2 separate regions of the Mus musculus genome follow, and region 1 is linked to region 2. Evidence: chromatin loops called from intact Hi-C (ENCODE). Cell type or tissue: left cerebral cortex. All regions are shown on one strand.

Region 1 (8,000 bases), 790 kb before region 2:
GCTAACACCTCCTTCCTCCTGGTCTCACTTAATTTTAACACAAGGTGAATATTTTCATGTCTGCCTTTACAGAGGTGCAGGCTGATGGGTGTCCCTGGAAGTTTCAATATGTACTGTAGAGCACATTGTTCGTGGTAAGTGGAGAAATTTAGAAACAATTACAGCCAAGCCTCAGAATGTTCCCGACACCATGACTAGCATCAAAATATAAACAATGCTGTAGGTAGTTTATCAAATGAAATTTATGAAATGTCAAAAAGATTTAAAACTTTACAGCCCAAATGAAAGATGTCCATGAGGTAAATTGGGTCAGAAACGTGAAAATGCAGTGCAGACAAGTGTGCTTTGCAGCTATTACATTCACCGCTGGGGTGGCAGTATGCTCTGGCTGAAGAAAATGAGCAGACTATGCTAGAGGAAGCTGTTATTATGAAGAGGGGAAACATTCAAGATAAGATGTTAGAAGGTTTGATGAACATTACGGAACAGAATTAAATACTCACTCTGTATTATCTACTGAAGTTTTCATTTTGTGAATTACATTTGAGAAGTGGTAGCATAAAATTAGAATAAAATATAAAAGAACTATAATTAAATATAAAAATGGATGGATAAACATATTTTAGGCTTAAAGAATTAGAGGAATTCTCACTTAAAACTATAAATATTCTTATAATGTATATAAGGAGACATTTAATTCTTTTGAAGGCATGCTAAGTAGTTAAAAGACGCACTGTTAATCCTAAAGACCTGAAAATCAACTGTTAAGCTTGTAGATTATCCTCAGGGACCAAGAGGAGGTTGAGCAACACAAATTATAGCATGTGTGAAGTTCAGGGTGTCCTTACAGATAATGCCCGGAACAATACATGCTAAAACACTTGCTAATCCAGAAAACGGGATACCTTCCATAAAAGATGTAGATCACCAAAACAAATCTAAAGAGAAATAAAATCTCAATAACTTCCTATCTATTAAAGAAATCCATTACTGAAAAGATTCCCATGAAGAAAAATATTGGTCCAGACACTTTCACGGATTAATTCTACCAAATACTTTAGCAACAAATAATACCAGTCCCACGCAAAGTATTAGAAGCAAGACACATGATGGCAGCATTTCTCTGATGCAAAAATCAAACAGGTTACACAGAAAACACTACAGACCAGTATGCTCTGTAGTAAAGATTTTTAAAAATATCGAATAAAATCACAACATATTGTATTCAGCAAATATGTAAGAACAAGGCCTCGTTTTATGCCAAGAACGTAAGACTGAAGGACTGTTTATCATTAGAAAGACAATTGCTATAATGTTCAGTAAATCGACAGAATAACAGAAAACATGTAAAAAGCTGTAAACAACAAAATCTGTGGAGGAAAACACAGTTGAAAACTCCAAGCTTTGGCTAAGTAAGCTTCCTTAACTAGAATATTAAAAAATCAAGATAGTAGCCGGGCGGTGGTGGCACACGCCTTTAATCCCAGCATTTGGGAGGCAGAGGCAGGTGGATTTCTGAGTTCAAGGCCAGCCTGGTCTACAAAGTGAGTTCCAGGTCAGCCTGGGCTACACAGAGAAACCCTGTCTCAAAAAACGAAAAAACAAAACAAAACAAAAAAACAAAAAACAAAAAAAAAAAAAAAACAAAAAAAAAAACAAACACCAAAAACTAAAAAAAAAAAACAAAAAACAAAAAAACCCACGGAGATAATTGGTAAATATTTCATGATATTCAAAACTTTTATCTTTGATGGGCATCATCAAAATTGCAAAAAAGAAAGCCACAAAATAAGAGAAAAGTTTCATATTGTGTGTTATCTAATAAAGGAACTGTTTACACAATACAGCATTAAGCACACACACACACACACACACACACACACGCACACACACACACAAAACTCTTTCTCTCTCTGGGAATGGCCAATAAACACATGAAAAATTACTCAAGACTGTGAGCCTTAATGGAAATATTAAAGTAAACTCATAATGACACACTACAATGGCTCAATTAAATCAGCTAAAACCTACCAAATAATATCATAATGTCAGCATTGCTAACAATGTTAGATATTTAACAACATAAAGCAATGGAATTCTCACTCACTAATGGTGAAAGTTTAAAAGGAGTCAATGACCTTTGCAATGTTGCACATTTTTTTCTAAGTAAAGCATGCATTTGCCACATGACCAATCTTAAATATACCCCTAGAAGAGACAAAAAATGTGTTCATGCAGAGATTTTCACAATGTTCATAGCAGGCTTATTCACAAAGGCTATGGATTGGAATCAAGGCAAAGTCCATCAACTGGTGAATGGGTAAAGGGCGTGCAATATGTCTGTACAGTAGAATACTCAGTGATTAAAAGAACAAACTCCTGGTCAACACAGAAGCTTGGACTAATCTTAGAAACGAAATGTTTAGATAATGATGCTAGAGAGCAGGAAGGAAATTGTAGGCTTATCACACCCACACTCCCCTTCTGCCTTAAGGAATTGTATATGATCCTGGTCTACATGTATATAGACCAGGTGTATATGACAACTATTCACTGATGGTAAGTAATAAGGAAACCAACATTAAAACAGTTCTTTGGTATTCATAGAACAACTTATTAAGTATAAAAGCTAATTCACATACTATTAAAATATATCAACTTATTTTTACACATGAGTACACACTCGCATGTAGAATATATGTCAATGTGTGTGGAGGCCAAAAAACATCTGATGTCACTCCCGAGGCACTATTTATACCCCTCCACCACTTTTCTTTCACTGTTCTGGTACTAGCAAAGTTAGGCTAGGCTGGCTAGCTAGTAACCCCCAAGATCCAAAATCAAGATAAAATGTGTTCCAAACTTTTTGAAACATGTTGAGGAATAATGGTGTATGTGTAGGGGAGCCTTCCTTAATTAAGTCATGTCTCTACAAGTACAGTAAACGGTGTATGTACATTAAGGTGCTACAATTCATATGTCAGAATAGAGTTGAATCTAAGCTAAGCTGTCTCAGGTAGCATTGGTTATTGTTGTGTTGTGACAACATGTTATGTGTTCAGAACCAAGATTGCAGCGAAAATCACAGAAATGCATCTCCAATTCATTATACATTATATTCTGAATAAATTCTTGTCCTTGCACATTCAGAAACTGTTGCCAACTTTTCCTGGACCCACATTTAGTCACTTGAGCCCCTAAGGGGTCATGGCTCACAGTTTAGAAAGTTGAAATTGATAGGAACTCCAGAAAAGATATATGTAAGCCTTAATCACAGAGAGTTGTGTGTGACAGAAGGATTAGTTTCCAACTGGCACAAGGGGCCTCCTTAGAGTTTAGGAGCTGTCTTCTCAATCTGAATATTTGTGATGTTCCAACAGCTGCTCACTTGATGGAAGCATGCCAGTGCACCAGATTACACCTGGATGACATAATGGAAAAGCTAACAGTCATGATGGGTATCGAAGATGCACCTGCAGGTCTTCTTATGCAGGCTGCTGGTGGCATATATATTGGCTGAGTGTTTGAAGAAAGGAGGTCAGCAATGTATTTTAATCATCGTCTGGCAATTTTACATCTAAGATTTTATTCTGTGGTTGGGGGAAGAGCTCATTACTAAAGGGTTTGCCACACCAGCTTGAGGACCTGAGTTCAGTCAGTCTTCACCACCCATGTAAAAGCTATCTCCAGTAGCACACACTTGCAATTCTAGTGCTTGGGAGGTGGAGACTGGAGGATCCCAGAGGCTTGCCAGCTGCATGGGTGATCTCCCGTGTCAATGAGAGATCTTGCCTCAAAAAGTAAGGAAGAGAACATTTGAGGAAGACACCTCTGGCCTCCATATGCACGCATACAACCGAGCACATACATGCATACACCTGAAGACTCTGAAACAAACATACTTTTTAATAAGAATAAATTTTAGTTTAATATCAAAAACAAAAACAAAACAAACCAACCAGAAAACAAAAATAAGCCTGCCACACCACACAAGGCAATAAAGAAATTGTAGATGAGTCATAAGAGGGATGATTTTGGAGATGTGGTAAATTATACTTCCAAAGATTTTCAATAGTATAGTAAAATATGTACAAAGAACATTACAAAAATGAAACTAAATAAAACCATGCCTCTCTAAAATATAAATTATAGAATAAAGTAGAAAAACTATAACAATCATGATGTCTAGTTGGCAAATAACTTCTCTTTATACATGTCTGCATTTACCAAATGCTTTATAACTTGTGAAAGTTCTGTTTACAATAAAACAGCAATGAAAAAGCTAATATTAAACACTTGGAATTACCACATAACTTGTACATACTGATTTGAGTGCTGGTTTCATTACACAAGGGGTGAGTCTATCATGGAGACAATTATCTCTATAAAGATCATGAGGAAAACTATCTCTATAAAGCGATCTCAGAGAGATAAGTTTTCCATAGGAAATTAAATTCTCTGGAAAAATAAATGGCATGGTCAGAGCGAGCCAACGTTAGGTGGCATAAGTGTACCACAGTATGTGAGCTGCGAGAGAAGCACTTGCCTGAACAGAGCTTTGAGGTTTTCTGGTAATTCGGTTCGACCGGCATATCCTGGGTTCAGAGTAATAAATATTCCAACCGAGGGTTTCAGCGGGATAGTCTCTCCAAGAAATACAAATCTACCATAAAGAGAACGTTGATGGAATTAAATGTGTTCACTGAACATGAATGCACACTGACAAATGCAAGCCCCTGCAAAATGCAAATGTGTATTAGAAAGCTGTTTGTCCTGGGTAATTTTCTTTAAGATTCATAAGCACACACATTTCGAATGTTTTGAAGCATATTTATTAAAAACAACCCCCCTTCCCGTCTAGAATCACAATATGGGAAGCTTTTTCCCCCTCCCCACAGCCTAAAATGGAAGAACGGAGAGCTAGCTGACTGCTTAAGATTTAATCAAAGGTGATGACAGTTTTGCCTTCAGTTCCTTGAATGGAGCACTGCACAGAGAGTATCCATGCTCAAAGGAGCAGGAGGAACGACTCCCTGTCCAGTTTCACCTGCCCGCCCGTTATTCAGTAAATCTCTACTAAGCATCTCTGCATGGTAGGAATGTCTGGTGGTCAGGACAGCAGGCCAGTGGGCTCTGCTAGGCTCAGAGTACAGAGCCATCAATGCCACACATTAGGCATGACAATTATCCTCTTTGTTTCAATTTCCTCATTTAATAAAAAGGGAGAATAATCCTACCTACTGGTGAGGATCTGAAAGAATATGAAATAATGGTTTGCAACACAATACCCAGGGCATAGTAAATATCCAACGGATATTAGCTATGAATACTGCTATCTTCACCACGCTAAGGCTAGGAAGAAACAACGATTTTCAGAAAGAAATTATGAGTGCCCAGTTAGACCTTTGATGACCAAGGCAATAAAATGGTAACAAGCAAAGTAAGCTTTCAGACAGGGCCAAGCAGACAAAATGTAAGGTGACCTCAGAAAGATCTCTTGAAGGAAGGGGGAAGGCTAAAGTGGTGTCTCAGAGGAAGGAGAGCAGAGACACAGATACTGGGGCTTTCTGGGGGATTTAGATACTAGGTAGCTAACAGCAGGTGATTATTTTAATGGTTCAGGTTAAAATGGAGAAATCAGGATTTTCCAAAATGTCAATTAAGGGAAGGCAGGCAAGCTTGGCTCACAGAGGTCAGGAGTGTGGTCAGGGTCTAAGCATCTCTCTCCCAGCATTCATAGCAATGATGGGCAGGGCCTCCAAGCAGAGGGAGGAGCCTCTAACAGATGGACTCAGCTTAGATCTATGGCTTAGAACCTGAAGGGTAAGGAGAATTTAATCAACTCATGAGACCATGATGGAGACTTGCAGCCTGTTTATGAACAGGAAGAAGGAAGAAGGGAGAGGCCTTAAAATGCAGGCAGAGGCACCACCAAGTATGCCTGGGAATTTTCAAATCACTTCTGACTAAATACATAAATCTGCATGACAAAGGACGGCCTCAGATGACTTTATCGGGATCCCAGATAATGGGATTCCGAGTAAAAGTCAAATATGGCCGGGGATCTAACTAAAATTCCACTGAGACAGAACCAGAAGTGAGGTGGGTAAGGCAGCAGGCATCTGGATGTTGGAAGCTGGTGTTAGGACCCAAAGGTGGAAACATATTTCTCTGACAAACTGGAAACTTCTAGAACAAGTGCACAGCTCTGAGAAAGGGATTGGGGTGGGAATCCTTTATCATTGAGGTGGGGGAGAGCAGACTAGAAGTGTTCTCGTGCACAACAGAAGTAGCTGAGCAAAATACCCTAAACATGGGAGAGATGAACAGGCTGGCTAAGCCCAGCTGTATTCGTGGAAGAAGGCCACCAAGAGAACTACATTCACATGGTGTATCATGCTTATTCTGAAATTTTAGTCATCGAATTCCAAATGCTTTGCTTTCGGAATAAGGTGCCACAGGACAAAGAGTTTACATTCCAGATACATCTGGGATGGTGTTGCCCCCAGTCACTCATTGGGAGGGGTCCCAACAAAGCGGGTAGAGATGGAAGATCTGGCACTTTGACTCTAGTGTATTAAATGACAGAGGCTTAGGAGACCTCAACTGCATTCTTGAGTTGCCATATGCAGCCATTTCAGCAGAAGTCTGAATGATGAAGGGAGAGGACATATAGATGCCTGTGCATTATAGTACAGAGGTGAAGCTTGGGAGCTGCATAAAGTCAAAAAGGGAGAAGGTGGAGGCAGGGGGAAGGCCTGCAAGCACGAGCCTGAGAGATCCAGCCTGTCCAAATCCTTTCCATCAATCAACATGGGGCTCTGGAAGGGAGGCCCTGTACTTTCCAGATGAGAGGAAACCTGGAAAGGGACAGTGTGGGGGAGGGGGTGTCCTATGCCTTGGGTGAAGCAAACTCCTTGAGACTTGCCAGAAGGCCAAGAAAGATGAACACTGAAGCCTCTTCACGGACCTCAACACAAAGCTACTAGTAGAGATAGGTGGCTGGGTTATTCAGCATTACTATTTGCAATTATTTTATCCATTTAACATGACAGAGATGAGTTACAAAATTCTGAGAAGGTAAGGTTATCTTCTGACTGTTCGGTGCGAGGGGGTAGGTGGATAAAAAGAACCAAGGAAGGAAGCAAGCAAGCAAGGAAGCAAGCAAGTCAGCCAGATAGCCACAGGCCCACCTCTTTCTCCCGTTCCTGATGGCGTCATGAATCATCTTCACCTGCACTGCCACTACAGACAGAACCTCCACAGCGATGCGGTTGAACTCATCAAAGCAGCCCCATGCTCCCGTCTGCACCAGTCCTTTATAGATGTTTCCTATGGACTACAAGGAGGTGGTAGAGTCAGAGTGGAACAGAGGGTCTGGGACACTGACAGGTGGGACAGCTCTGATCTTAAAAACCAAAGTGCTCCAGGATCCAGAGCACTGGGTACCAACACGACATCACACGTGGAAGAATCCCCATGTTGTTAAGTTTTGCTTCACAAAATGACTAAACCTACTGAGTAAAGTCACCTTAAGTCACAGTAGATGTACATGTAATACAAATGAACTGCATGGTCAGACTTGGACTGCAGGCCTACACTATCACGAAGATGAAAATATAGAAAAACCTGAAAAATTCAGAAGTGAGAAATACTTCATGGCTCTGAGCATTTCAGACAAGGTATATGGCTCTCTCCAAGTGGGATTCATGTGGCTGGAACATATTTTATGCATTTAATAACTTACCCTGTAGTCCATTTGCTCTGAGCAGTTGAATACGTAAACCATCATGCCCAGGGCACGGCCAAGGTCTTTGGTGGTTTCCGTTTTCCCTGTTCCAGCTGGGCCAGCCGGAGCGCCGCTCATGGTCAGATGAAGTGATTGAGTTAAAGTGATGTAACACCTTCACACAACAAAACACAAACACTGCAGTCAAGCCTGCTCTTTTACGGTACACTGAGTCTAAATGATTTTCTTTTAAAAAGTGGCTAAAAACCAA
Region 2 (8,000 bases):
GCTTTATTTAGTAGCCTGCGCGCTTCCGCACCAGGTGCCCACACTGAGGAGAGAGTGAAGCACCCCCTTCCCACCTTTCCTGCCAGGGTCGCACGCCGCTGGCAGCGCGCTCAGTCGCGGAGGACAGCCCCGGTCGCTTAGCAAAGCTGGGGAGTTGCAGCCAAGCCTTGGGCAACCCAGAAGCCAGCAGCTGGCTTATCCGTAGCCTGCGGAGGTACGACGCGCTCCGCTTCCCTGTCTTCTCCCACCAGGCTTTCCCCGTAGCTTTCTTCCTTCCCCTTTTTTATCCGTTAACCCGTGTATATGTCAGACCACACTTGCATTCGAAACTGTATTTGCAGTAAGAAAGAAACTTTGATGTTTTCAATGATAAAATTCCCATTTGTGTTTAGTGGTTACAAATGGCTTTATTTACTTGTCTTGGAATCTACACATTTTAATCTATTAATCAAGAGGCAGAAGCAGCATATCTCACTCCCCGCTCTCTGGAAGGAGAAAGCAGACATCCAGACCTCTGTTTTCCTTTTATAACCTCATTTCTCTGGTTGTGAGAGTTTCCCAGCACCAAAACTGCCTGCACACACACACACTCTCTCTCTCTCTCTCTCTCTCTCTCTCTCTCTCTCTCTCTCTCTCTCTCTCTCTTCTAAAAAATAAAAACACCACCACCTAAAACAAGAACAACAACATACACTCCCTTTCTCTGCTGCAGCTAAAGAGAAGGTGATATATACATTGTAGCTGCAAGGTGTTAGCTATACTTCGGCAAGTAGTTCCCAGGATGTAAATTAGGTCCCAAAAGCTGTTGTCCAAATCGAAGAAACAGAGAAATTAATCTGGGAGACTATCCATCATCACCGGTAATAAAGAGAGCGACATGGATGAGACAGATGATATGATTAAGGGGCTGTGGTCGTTTTAATTAACTTTTTGCTGTCCTGTAATGATCAAACTGGTCACCAGACCCGGTCAATAAGCATGTTAATATCAAACAAATAAAACCAGGGATGATTAAAAACCTCCTGGTTTATTAAATTTGAAATTCAAATGAAATTTATGCTGCAGATGCATACAGAATGCTAATAGATTTTAGCTTTATTGATAGTGGATCCCACAGGTTTGCAAGAAAACAGCACACTGTCTAAGCATGTTTTTTGCAGCATGTTAAAGTTCTTGTTGTGTAGGGGAAACTTTTAACTGATGTTTGGGAAGCTGAACTTCCTGTATTTCTTCCTCCTTTTCTCTAACCATCTCAATTATTAAGTACAATACTGCACAACAATGCTTAATATCAAAACAGGTGAACTGAACTCTGCCTTCAATGGCTTAACCAGACCAGCTGTATCTGTCATCTTCTCTTTCATAGGACAGGATTCAAGTGTGCTTGAGTTACTTCTCAAAGTGTGTGTGTGTGTGTGTGTGTGTGTGTGTGTTGGTGTTGGGGGTGTCATTGAGAGTAGTTTCATTTAAAGTAGAAGCCAGACTATGAGTGTTTTAACTCTGCTGTTTGATAACCTCATTATACACACACTATCCCTTTCATGGAGGAAGGGAAGACAGGAAATCAAGCAAAGGAGAAAGAAGTCTTTCAGCAATCTCCCACTTTCATAATGGGAGTAACTTGAATGTGTAAATTTAAATGTGTATGTATACCATACATCAGTGACACACTGATAAATATTTTCTAGTGTAAGCTATATATACAAACCTTTACAAACCCTCAGTGCTGAAAGCAAACCTCATGCAAATGGAAGAATCTAGCATCTTCACTAAATTCACACCAACATTGTGACTCATTGTCATAGGAAGAATGGCATGTGATTCTAAATGCACTTCTACAAATGAAAGATGTTAGCATTAGCCTAAAATGGAGTAGCTCAGAACTGCAGTCACATGATGCTGAGTTTTTCTAATTCCCGAATTTTTGAGGAAACTGGTTAACGCCTCTGTTTACTCTCATGCTCAGCATTTAACTTTTTAATAACCCTGCCTCCTTTTCTTCCAGAAGATAGGAGGATAAAAAGATACAATAACTATTCATAAGAAGGAGTCTTCCTTCAAAGCACTTCCCTCCACCTTTGAGGGTGATGGTATTGATTAACGTTAAACCCCAAATTTGAACAACTGTATATTAGGTTCTTAAAATGAATATCATTATGGAAGGAGACCAAAGCAATGAAGTTAATTCTCTTTTATTTGTTAAACGGAGTTCCCTCCTTCCCCCACCCCTTCCTCCTTCTGGGCTGTCCTGTCACGCCTTCTCAACACGCTAAAATCATTCAGAGGGGCTTGCAGAGAGAAACAGGACATTTATGGTAAGCGTTAGCTTTCAGAGAAAGAAAGCAGTTCATTAATTTACTTCACAGTTACTTCTAAGTATGTGGATGTCCCTTACTCCCTTAATCAATAGATATGATGTACAGTCAATACCCCTGCACATGAAAAAAAAAAGGCTCAGAAGTGCAAATCCCTGCACAACAAACATTAGGTCTAACTGTGCAGGTGAAATTTATGCAAAGGATGAAGCCCTACTTTGGACTTCTGCATAACCCAGGAGAATTAATTTTTGACATCTTCAGAACCTGCAATACACTTGAGAACAACCAATTAAAAAAAAAAAGTCTCCCAAGTCAAAACACATCAGTTCTGTCATCTACTCACATTTTAATCAATTCCCCTTTAGTATTAGACTTCTGAGAGTCTTCCTAACAGGGTAAAATAGGAATTATTGTGGTTTTAAAATGCATGAATATTCAACAAGACTCCAAGGACTAGATTTTCTCCTTTCATACTGGTACTGGCCTTTTTGTGGCTTAAGAATTTCTGTTGTGGTGACCACAGAATTGTAATGACATTTCTGAAGGCAACTAATAATAAAAATAGCAAGTAAGTGACTAAAACGCAGAGAATTTGAAGTAAATGCGCATGATGACTCGAACGCACTGGTAGATGGCTTGCTCAAACCATAGATGCTCCTATAAATGCAGCCCGAAAAGCTCACCTCCATTCTTACATAAATAGTACCAACAGATTTCAGTCATTCTGATTTTTCTGTCAGAAAGGCACAGTGGGGTTACCTGAGAAAACTTATAAACTGGGTAAAATGCTCCTCAATTTCTCATCCAATGGGAGAAAAACACACCCCCTCTTACTCCTCTTTCCATCTAATCCTTTTGTAATTTTACTGCATGCCAAGGGGCAAACACACCTCCTCCAGGACGTGCACTTCCAAAGCTTGAATCCCACCTCTGGTAGAGGGTAAGGGCGGCCAGATCTAAGTAAGGACTCAAAGGCGCAGGCGCACACTTGCACCATATCACTACCCCCTTTCCAATCTTTCTATTTGACCGAAACATCAGGAAATGGAAGGTAAGTATCAAGATTTTCTTCAAAACTATACTGAAAGAGTCCAGGAAGCTGGGGGGGGGGGGTCACTCCTTTTTTTATGTTCAAAGGGCAGAGGAAGTTAGTAACTTGAAGATAGGACTTGGGGCGTTTATTTACTGGCCTCACTCAACTTCGCAGTTTCTCTATCCAGACCGCCAATCTCTTAGGCACGTACACTTTATTGTATTGTTTCGGTTCCCTACCCCTAGCTTTGGTGCTCGCGCGCACGCACACGTCGGTCTTCCCTCTCGATCGCGCGCACCCACTCTCCACCTACACCAAACGGGTGCACGCCTCTCCACACCCGGGATTGAACGTACTGTCGCTCCTGACTCCCTACGGTAGAAGGACTCAGTTACCTTACACACTTTCCAGCTCTGTCCCTGACCCCTTTTGTCACACACGTAGTTACTCGGCCCGCTCTCGGTGGTTGTACGACCACTCTCTGCCCTTGCTAGGTCACGGTTTTTGCGACCCTGCCCAGTTACCCCTCCGCTTTCTACACTGCTCTCTCCGAGGTGGGTCACACTCGCGATCATTTTTCACGCGCGCGCACACGCACACTCTGCGACACTCGCACCCCCACACTCCCGCCGGCGCCGATGACCTCACGGCGCGCGCGCCGCGCGGCCCGGCGAGGCCACAGATTGGCTGGCCGCGCCTCCGCGGCACTTCAAAGCCGGAGAGGGAGCTACAATTGTGGCGGAATGGGCGGAACTGATCATTGTATTGCACACCTCTAAAAAAAACACTGCCTCTGATTTATCAATATAAAAAAGATCCTCTGAGAGGAGGAGGGCGCTTCTGTGTGATGGCAACTTCACTTCTAGGGGTGAGTCTCAGGATCTTCTCTTGCTGGTTTAATTAGTTTCCTTTTATTGCCTATCGGAGGGGGTTAAAGTCGCCCCGGCCAGGCCACGGGCTATCAGTCTCTCTATTGAGAGCCACCACCACCCCCCTAAATACAAGTGAGTTTAGAAAAAAGAAAGGGGGGGGGGAGGAGGCAGAGCCACTTTTTTTTTTTTCAGCACAGGAAAGGTTCGTAGGGCATTGAGACCCGCCACCTCGCAGAGCCTGGCCGCTCCCTGCTCGGGAGAACTGAGCATAGCCCCTAATACACTCGACGATTTCGAAGGGGAACGCGAGTAAGTTTTTCCCTCCTGGGCATACTGCAGATTCTCCCCCTTCCCCTTAATATTTTTCCTCAGCCCGGTTTGTATTGCAGGTACGTTGAGCTCGTCTTATTTCTACCATTATAGAGAGATATATATTGAGAGAGAGAGATGAAGGGGGTGGAGAGAGAGAGAGAGAGAGAGAGAGAGAGAGAGAGAGAGAGAGAGAGAAGAAAAAAATGGAAGAGCGAGTAATGGAAGAGCCGGGGAGAAGCAACTAAGGATGGGTTGAGGGGGATCTGAAAAGAGTTTTCAAAGCTCTCTTGGGATTGCAGTGTAGTGATCTTAAACGCAATCCAGAAATTTCCCCAGGTTGTAAGGTAAAAAGGAAACTTCTCCCTCCCTAGTCTGGATTTGGACTTTCTGTTCGTTTGATCGAAAGCGTCTAGGGCTTTGTGAACACAAGAGTGCCGTCTTAGTTGAGAATTCTTGTTAAACTCTTCTTTAGCGTGGCGCTTTGCTCCAGAATCAGACGCTCGCCGCCAAACTTGTCCCCTCCTGTAGAGTAGGAGGCAGCCGGGCGCCGGGGCAGCTGGGGGTGCAGGGTAAGTTGGTGGCAGTGTGCAGCAGCTAGAGATGGGGAGCAGTGGGGCGTCTGGAGGCTACCAGGGGACTAATACACATTTCTTTCCTCCCTCCCCCACCGGCCCTTTGCCCACTACCCCTCCCCCACCCTTCTTCTCTGCTCCGGTCTCAGGAAGAACCGAGGTTGGGATCCACTCCTCTGGCCATGCTTGCTGCTACCTGTAATAAGATCGGCAGCCCCAGCCCGTCTCCCTCCTCCCTGTCGGACAGCTCTTCTTCCTTCGGTAAAGGCTTCCACCCTTGGAAACGCTCCTCGTCTTCCTCCTCCGGCAGCTGCAACGTAGTGGGTTCCAGTCTCTCTAGCTTCGGTGTGTCGGGGGCCTCCCGGAACGGCGGCTCCTCCTCAGCCGCAGCGGCGGCAGCGGCGGCAGCAGCGGCGGCCGCAGCCCTGGTGTCCGACTCTTTTAGCTGCGGAGGCTCGCCCGGCTCCAGCGCCTTCTCTCTCACCTCCAGCAGCGCCGCCGCAGCGGCAGCAGCTGCGGCGGCTGCCGCTTCCAGCTCGCCCTTTGCCAACGACTACTCTGTGTTCCAGGCTCCGGGCGTCTCGGGGGGCAGCGGCGGCGGCGGCGGGGGAGGCGGCGGCGGTTCCGGAGCGCACTCGCAGGATAGCTCCCATCAGCCAGTGTTTATCTCCAAGGTGCACACGTCGGTGGACGGACTGCAGGGTATCTACCCGCGCGTGGGAATGGCGCACCCGTATGAGTCCTGGTTCAAGCCTTCGCACCCGGGCCTTGGCGCCGCGGCCGACGTGGGCTCCGCGGGCGCCTCCAGCTGGTGGGATGTGGGCGCGGGCTGGATCGACGTGCAGAACCCCAATGGGGCGGCAGCGCTGCCCGGCTCGCTGCACCCGGCGGCCGGGGGCCTTCAGACGTCGCTGCATTCACCGCTGGGAGGCTACAACTCGGATTATTCCGGCCTGAGCCACTCCGCATTCAGTAGCGGTGCCTCGTCGCACCTGCTCAGCCCTGCAGGACAGCACCTCATGGACGGTTTCAAGCCGGTATTGCCCGGCTCTTACCCCGATTCCGCCCCGTCGCCGCTGGCCGGCGCGGGCAGCTCCATGCTGAGCGCGGGGCCCGCGGCGCAGTTAGGGGGGTCCCCACGCTCGTCCGCTCGCCGCTACTCCGGCCGCGCCACTTGCGACTGCCCCAACTGCCAGGAGGCTGAGCGGCTGGGCCCAGCGGGAGCGAGCCTGCGTCGCAAAGGGCTGCATAGCTGCCACATCCCGGGCTGCGGCAAGGTGTACGGCAAGACGTCGCACCTGAAGGCGCACCTGCGTTGGCACACCGGCGAGCGGCCGTTCGTGTGCAATTGGCTGTTCTGCGGTAAGCGCTTTACGCGCTCCGACGAGCTGCAGCGGCACCTGCGGACCCACACGGGCGAGAAGCGCTTCGCCTGCCCGGTGTGCAACAAACGCTTCATGCGCAGCGACCACCTGAGCAAGCACGTGAAGACACACAGTGGTGGCGGCGGCTCGGCGGGCTCCGGCGGCGGCAAGAAAGGCAGCGACACCGACAGCGAGCACAGCGCGGCGGGAAGCCCTCCTTGCCACTCCCCTGAGCTGTTGCAGCCTCCAGAGCCGGGCCACCGCAACGGCCTGGAGTGACTGTCGCGATGCCTCCCACCTGAATCCCGTCGGGCTTGTGTACCTAGACTGGGCTCCAGTCTAGGCTAGCTGTGCGTTCTTTCCCCCAACTTCTCATTCTCTCTCTCACCGGTTTTCTGCTCTTAACTTTTAGGATGTGGACAGTAAGTAGCACACATCGGTGGCTGAATCCTTGGCTCCCTTCTGCACAGTGACAGCCATGCGGGGCGCAGTGGAAACCCGCTCCTCCAGCACTGGGCTGGCGGAACTTTGAAGAGGCTGTGGCCTCTGGGGTTAGGACGGGATGAATGGGTTGTCTGGTAGAACAGTGGCTTTTGTGGCCTTGGAAAGAACAGTGTTCAACCCGCTTGAGCCGCAGCTGTAGGGAGAGGGATGTAGGAGTCCTGCCAAGGAATCCCCTCCTGGACCCCCGAGTGCTCCCCTTGGACTGTCCTGTGCTGAGCATTACACTCGTGGGAGGACTGCTGCAACCCAGACCGGGTTAGCAGAGTTTAGATCTCCCCATTCAGCTCTGGCTAGGTCTTTGTGCCCTGCGGGTGAACCGATGAGAGTTCTGCGAACGGGAATCAATGCCTCCCCCTCCTTTCTTCTTTGTAACTTTTTATTTTTTAACTGAAAAACTGAGAGGAAAAAAATAAACAAGCAATCTTCCTCTTAGCTTCTCGTTTAGATAGTTTTCCTCTGCTTGCGAGCACGTTTCTCTCCAAACTGCAAATATTGATCCCAAAGTTATTTTGGTCGCCGTAATTTATGGGGTGGGGGCGGGAGTGAGGGTAGGTGTCTTTTCTTATGCAAAAATACCCCCTTTCCGGTGAGACCAGATTAAGTATCTTCGTGTTTGTCTTTTTCTACCTCGGTTTTTTCACCATCCCCAAGCATATTCTTCCAACTTCCCACATCACCACCACTTTTGGGTTAGTCTAGGAATCAATTTATCTACTGATTTCTGTAAATTATTGCAAGTCATTGATTAATTTTAGGGTTAAACTTTTTCTTTGTGATTTAAACTTAAGTGAAGAAGCTATCGTTTATTTCAGATGAGGCTGTAGTTTAAATGCCAAAAGAGGGAAACGGGGAAACAATTTTTAAAAATTCTTTGTAAAATATATCTGAACCTAATGGTTTGTACAACTGGAAAATCGTTCTAGATTAGTTTCCCATTAAACTTGACTCCGCCGCTGTGAGGTGTGAGACGATTTTGTATAGTATTTTTCTTGTACATTACTTCCGGTAAATATTTGAAAATATAT

The links. Peaks named below come from ENCODE experiments on the same cell type or tissue, not always from the same donor. Only the 100,000 strongest peaks of a DNase experiment are listed, where the experiment ranks them.
Region 1: it touches region 2 in a loop (3-fold over the local background); 5 of 42 quality-filtered maps call a loop at or near these places.

The regions. Positions count from the first base shown.
Region 1 is chr12:118,052,547-118,060,546 of GRCm38, forward strand. Dnah11 (dynein, axonemal, heavy chain 11) reads right to left here. Exons shown (of 82, transcript NM_010060.3): 33 at 7,748-7,904; 34 at 7,194-7,339; 35 at 4,547-4,663. Among named protein-coding and RNA genes, the nearest start is that of Dnah11, 140 kb to the right of the region's middle. In left cerebral cortex, a CTCF peak has its summit at 4,508; a DNase peak (open chromatin) is centred at 4,517.
Region 2 is chr12:118,843,123-118,851,122 of GRCm38, forward strand. Sp8 (trans-acting transcription factor 8) reads left to right here and starts at 4,111. Exons shown (of 2, transcript NM_001379379.1): 1 at 4,111-4,219; 2 at 5,257-8,000. The coding sequence starts at 4,199. The coding sequence ends at 6,750. In left cerebral cortex, no CTCF peak of the experiment used is centred here; DNase peaks (open chromatin) are centred at 360, 3,689, 4,015, 5,029 and 2 more places; H3K4me3 peaks cover 1,097 bases.